Linked DNA regions of Homo sapiens: region 1 is linked to region 2. Evidence: chromatin loops called from intact Hi-C (ENCODE). Cell type or tissue: B cell. All regions are shown on one strand. Each heading gives the region's core, and the rest is flanking DNA. Links, peaks and the distances in the headings are about the cores only.

Region 1 (2,831 bases), core at 1-2,500, 570 kb before region 2:
GCAGCCCAAAAGACCATGGGTTGGGAGCTGCTGAATCTGTGGTCATCTGTAGACCCCACTGCTCTTCAGAGGGCCCTGGGGAAGCAGGGCATCACCCCCTCCACTCCCACAAACCCATCCTCTTTCTGGGCTCACCGTGGTCTAACTTGTTGGCTTTGACGATCTTCACCGCATAATCAGAGATACTGGAACACTCGATCTGAGGGCCCAGGAAGAAGGGAGGGTGAGACCCATCCCCTGCCCCCATCACCTCCATCCAATCCCTGAGCCCTGATGGGCTCCCCTCCATCCCTCAGGCCCGGCCCCGCCTGGCCACCCTGGAGACTCACCCCGATGACCTTGCGGGCCCCGGCCTTGGCAGCAAACATGCAGAGGATGCCGGTGCCCGAGCCGACGTCCAGCACCACCTTGTCCTTGAAGAGGTGCCGGTTATGAAACATGGAGTTGCGGTAAGTGAGGGTGCGCACCTCGTCCTTCAGCATCTCCTAGGGCAAGAATGGCACAGAGACGCCGTGAGGGGCCCCATATCCCCAGCTGGAGAACAGCGTGTCCTGAGAGCTCGGAGGGCCAGAGCTCGGCCCTCTCGCTTTCTTCCATGCACCTCAGTTTCCCTTTTATATTTATTCATTTATTTATTTTTATTTTATTTTATTTTTTGAGATGGAATCTCACTCTGTTGCCCAGGCTGGAGTGCAATGGTGCAATCTCAGCTCACTGCAACCTCCGCCTCCTGGGTTCAAGTGATTCTCCTGCCTCAGCCTCCCAAGTAGCTGAGATTATAGGTGCACACCACCATGCCCGGCTAATTTTTGTATTTTTCATACAGATGGGGTTTCACCATATTGCCCAGGTTGGTCTTCAACTCCTGACCTCAGGTGATCCACCCACCTCAGCCCCCTAAAGTGCTGGGATTACAGGCGTGAACCACTGCGCCCAGCCAGTTTCCCTTTTTAAAAAATCAGATTAGATGGTCTAAACTCCAATCTTGGCCGGACTTCACCACTGCTACCTAAGAACCAGTGAACCCTGGCTTTTAAAAGTCCTCAGGCTGGGAGCGGTGGCTCACGCCTGTAATCCCAGCACCTCAGGAGGCCAAAGCCGGAGGATCACTTGATCCCAAGAGTTTGAGACCAGCCTGGGCAACAAGGCAAGATTATCTCTACAGAAAAATAAGAACATCAGCTGGGCGTGGTGGCGCGCGCCTGTGGTCCCAGCTACTCCGAAAGTGGAAGTGGGGGGATCACCTGAGCCGGGGAGGTCGAGGCTGCAGTGAGCCATGATTGCACCAATGCACTCTAGCCTGGGCGACAGAGCGAGACCGTCTCTAAAAATAAAAAATGGCAATTTTATGCATATTTTGCCACAATTTTATGAAAAAGGCCTCAGGGGGAAAAGAAAATTCCTTAGAATGCCACCCCAGCTTCGTTCTGGGATTTCAGTGTCTTCAGTCAGATCTGAAGTGTGCAGAAGCTGTTAGGGCGGGAGCAGCCGGGGCGCAGTCCCACCGCCGGTCACTAGAGGGCGGCAGAGACCAGTGGGCCCTGCCCGACCTCTGGCTAAGGCCCCAGGCACGCATGCGCTCTCCCACCCCAGCCTTCGGCGCGAGGCCCCTGCAGAGATTCAGGCTAACCTCGGTCTCCAAGGCAACGGCTTGGCGAGGCGACCCTAGGAAGTGCGCAGCAGAGGGGCAGGGGGGCGGCCTGCGGCCAGGGGAAGCAGTGCGCATGCGTGGGAAAACAGGTTCCACCCCTTCCCCAACATTTAAGCCCCCCTAAGATTGGGGCCTTGGGGACTGTCCCCACTGACCTCGTGGATGCCAAAGTGTGCGTAGGAGTCAAAGTAGTAATCTTTGGATGTCATGTCCTCAGCGTTGGGCTTCTCACTGCTTTCCGCCTGGCCACAGGACACCTGGGAGGGGGCCGATGGGATCATGGGTCAGATCTGGGGGCTCCCCACAGCCTCTTAAACCTCCAGCGCCCTACTTTTCCCTGAAGAGTAGTATAGAACCCCCAAAATCATACCATGACAACCCTACAGCCCCCGCCTGCCATCTTGCCCCCCCAGGAACCCCAAAACCTAACAACCCCATTTTCCACTTCCAGGACCCCCCCAGAGCACCATCCAGGGGAGCACCCCGATACCTCAGCCACGCCTACCATCTCTCCAGTCTCTCTGACCCCGTCTCTAGCTCAGCCCACAGCTGGGGAGGGGAGGGGAAGGAAAATGGGGGCAGACACAGGGAAGGGCAAAGGGGGGTTGGAGGTGGAGTTAAGGAAGTAGCGGCGATACTGGGGGAGGCCAGCGGGGGCTGTGAACCTGGAGGGGTTGCTACTAAGTGTCTGGGGGCCTGGGGTAAACTGGTTTGAAGCAAGAGGGGTATGGTTAGACCTCAAGAAAGGGCCAGATGTGTGGCAAGATATATTGATGTGGAGGTCAGGGTGGGGAGGGGTCTCACAAAAGGATATTTACTTCTTCAAGAGGCGGCTGGAGGCTCATCCCATTAGCCAAGGTGGCTACAAAATTCTAGGAGAGAGTAACAGGGAAAAAGGATTAGCTACTGGGAGTGGCTGTGGGAGGGCTGGGTGGCGGAACCTGGGCTCTGGCCGGGGGGTGGGTTTCCAGCAATTCTCCTTCTTGGTGGGGAGTGGTGGCGAAGGGGGCAAGTAATGAGGTGGGGTGTTTAAGAAAGGGTGGGAAAAGTGAGGGGAGAAGAAAGGGGGGTCTCCTATCCCAGCTGTGGCTGGAGAGATGGTGGCCCACCCCCACGCTGCCCCTCTCTGGCCAGGCAGCTGACCACACACCTCCCCCATCCAGGCCAGGGGAATTGGCAC
Region 2 (2,901 bases), core at 321-2,820:
TGGGATTACAGGCACTCGCCACCACGCTCGGCTTTTTCTTTCTTTTTTTTTTTTTTTGTATTTCTGTGGAGACGGGGTTTCACCATGTTGGCCAGGCTGGTCTCGAACTCCTGACCTCAACTGATCCACCTGCCTCGGCCTCCCAAAGTGTTGGGATTACAGGCGTGAGCCACCGTGCCTGGCCTCAATCTTACTTTTAAACAGAGGAAAGCCAGGCCTGGAGGGAGATCTGAGCCTCCGGACAGCAGCAAGAGGTAGCAGCATCTAACTATTGTGCAGTGAGAGGTCAGAGCGCCATGAGTTTCCTGGTTTGCACTGTACAGATGTTGAAGGTTATCTTCTACCAACCATGCCATACTGTTTCCATTTGCAGTTGCTAAAGATGCCTTAGTATGACATTTAAGTTAAAAATGTGCGATTATTTACTAATAGTAAGGTGGCACATAGATTTAGCAAAAATCATGAGGGAGGAAACAGAAATGACTGGCATGAAGGAGATATTGAGTTCGACTAGGCAGTTAAATAGACACCAGGAGCAATGGGGTGCGGGGCCCACCTTGGCTGTGGCATGGGCTCGGATCTCGGCGCTGCCGGTGATGTCCAGCGTGTCATAAAGCTGCTCATACACCTGGGTGAGGAGGCAGCGGCATCAGGGAGTCGCCAGCTCCTCCAGCCCTAGACGCAGGAGTTCAGGCCTCTAGACCCTCTCCCGCTACCACGCAAGGATCCGCCCCGCCCCCGCAACAGAAGGCCGAGAAAACTACAACTCCCGAAGAACCCCTGAGCTGAAGCGTTGGCACCCCAAGGCGGGCCGCCTCGGGAGCTGCCGGGAGGCGTAGTCTCCGGGCTCGGGACAAGCAGGAGGAGGAGGAGGAGGACGACGGCCACCAGCTCGCGCCCCTGCGCCGCGCGCCCCTCACCTCTCGGATAGCGGAGCAGAAGCGGCTCTGCAGAACTCGCTGGAGGGCCTGCAGCTTCTGCGGCGGCAGCTCCCCGCTGCGCTGGAGCCGCTCGAGGAGCTCAACCGCCCGGGACACGTCTGCGGGGCGGGGGCGGGGCGCAGAAACCCCGAGTGTCAGAGACCCCGAGACGCAGAGAAGCAAGGAGAGCGGCGGAGTGAGGCCGAGCGCACAGTCCGGGGAGGACGGCCGAAGCCTAGTCGGACACCCCGCAGAGTCCAGGGTGGCGCAGGAGAGACTGCCACCAGCGGCCCTGCGGCCCCGGGACCCCTCCACAGGCCGGGTTGTAAGGCGGGCGCCCAGCGTCCCGGCCCGCGCCCAGGGAGCCTCCCACACCTAGCGACCGCCCGGCCCCGGCGCCCGCCCCGCCCACCCCCTCCGGGTCCGCTGGCCCACCCGCACTGGCCTGACCCGGGAAGGGCGGGGACCGGGGGCTGGGTATGTAGGCCGCGGCCCGGGTGGGCAGGGCCCCCTGGCGCACGCTTACCCCGCTCCAGCCCCAGCGGCTCCACCAGCGCAGCCATGTCGGCGCCACAGCTGCCAGCCGCCCGCCTGCCCTGGCGCCGGCGAGGAGGGCGGGGCTGCGCGAGGCCACGCCCCGGGCCACGGGCGCCCCCTGCGGAGGCGCAGCCTGGAGAGCGCCCAGCTCTCCCTCGCCCGACTGCTCCGACCACCTGCCGCGCGCCAGCCGCGCCCTGCCCTCCGCCCCGGCCAGTCGGTCCTGTTGGCGACCCCTCCCACTGCAGGTTCGGTCTGTGTGTACCTTTCAGGATCCGTGTCTGCCTGCCCTCCACACCCGTCTATCCCCTGTCCATCCTTTCCCCACATTCATTCAACAAACTCTTGTGAAACATCTGAGCCCAAGTCATGGACACCGTGGTGAGCAGGACAGCCAAGCCCACGGCCCGAACGAAGCTTCCAGTCTATAGGGGAGGTAGACGACCAACTACGGCTGTGATGAGAGCTGAGAGTGGGGAGGTGATGATCTAGAAAACGAAGGAAATCCTAGAGGAGGGACATTGACATACAGTCCTGGGAGGTAAGATGAACAAGAGGTGGAGCTTGGGTCACCCCCACCACCCAGAAAGAGCCCACGTGGCTGGAAGCAGAGTTAGGATTGGTTGATGATGAGGTGAAAAGGTCGGCAGGATAGTTTATGCCTGGGCTCCTGCGTTGGCATATGCGCCTTGAGGATTTGGGGCTTCATGCAAACTCCTAAGAGAAAAATATGACACTCAAATTTGTATTATTATTATATTATTATTATTATTATTTTTGAGACGGAGCCTCGCTCTGTCGCCCAGGTTGGGCCTCAAATTTGTATTTTAAGATCACTGGGGCCGGGCACGGTGGCTCACACCTGTAATCCTAGCGCTTTGGGAGGCTGCAGCAAGACTACTTGAGCCCAGGAGTTCAAGACCAGCATAGGCAATATAGTGAGACCTCGTATCTATTGAAAAAAAAAAAATCACTGTAGCCACTGTGGAGACTGGTTTGGACAAGAACAAGAGGAGAAGCAGCGGGGCAACTTACGAGGCTACCACAGCCATCCAGGTGGCAGCTAGCACCAGGGCCAAAGCACAGAAGATGGGTGGGCAGATGTGGGAAATGTCTAGACAAGCCTTGGTGCTTGGCTATATAAGGGGATTGGGAGGTGCAGGAGAAGACAGTATTAAGGTGCTTTGGTGCCATTTTTAAGATGGTCTACACTGAAAGAGGGATACTGGATATTTTGTTTTTGAGACACAGTCTTCCCTCTGTTGCCCAGTCTCGAGTGCAGTGGCGTGATCTCGGCTCATTGCAACCTCTGCCTCCCGGGTGCAAGCAATTCTCCTGCCTCAGCCTCCTGAGTAGCTGAGAGTACAGGTGTGCACCTCCACACCTGCCAAATTTTTGTATTTTTCATAGAGATGGGGTTTCACCATGATGGCCAGGCTGGTCT

The links. Hi-C counts contacts between places; a loop is a spot of excess contacts. Peaks named below come from ENCODE experiments on the same cell type or tissue, not always from the same donor. Only the 100,000 strongest peaks of a DNase experiment are listed, where the experiment ranks them.
Region 1: a loop joins it to region 2, with 3 times the contacts of the local background. A loop is called at or near these places in 4 of 110 quality-filtered maps.

The regions. Positions count from the first base shown.
Region 1 is chr19:49,679,564-49,682,394 of GRCh38, reverse strand. It overlaps PRMT1 (protein arginine methyltransferase 1), which reads right to left. Exons shown (of 11, transcript NM_001536.6): 2 at 2,470-2,523; 3 at 1,807-1,908; 4 at 330-485; 5 at 136-199. MIR5088 (microRNA 5088) reads right to left here and starts at 278; the gene lies at 200-278. RefSeq lists silencers at 1,469-1,633, 1,480-1,849. In B cell, for the core only: CTCF peaks have their summits at 1,309 and 1,511 (motif pointing right); DNase peaks (open chromatin) are centred at 342 and 1,544; H3K27ac peaks cover 907 bases.
Region 2 is chr19:49,112,987-49,115,887 of GRCh38, reverse strand. It overlaps LIN7B (lin-7 cell polarity scaffold B), which reads right to left and starts at 1,518. Exons shown (of 6, transcript NM_022165.3): 1 at 1,447-1,518; 2 at 921-1,039; 3 at 557-628. The coding sequence starts at 1,483. RefSeq lists a silencer at 1,119-1,698. In B cell, for the core only: a CTCF peak has its summit at 1,601; a DNase peak (open chromatin) is centred at 1,557; H3K4me3 peaks cover 1,573 bases.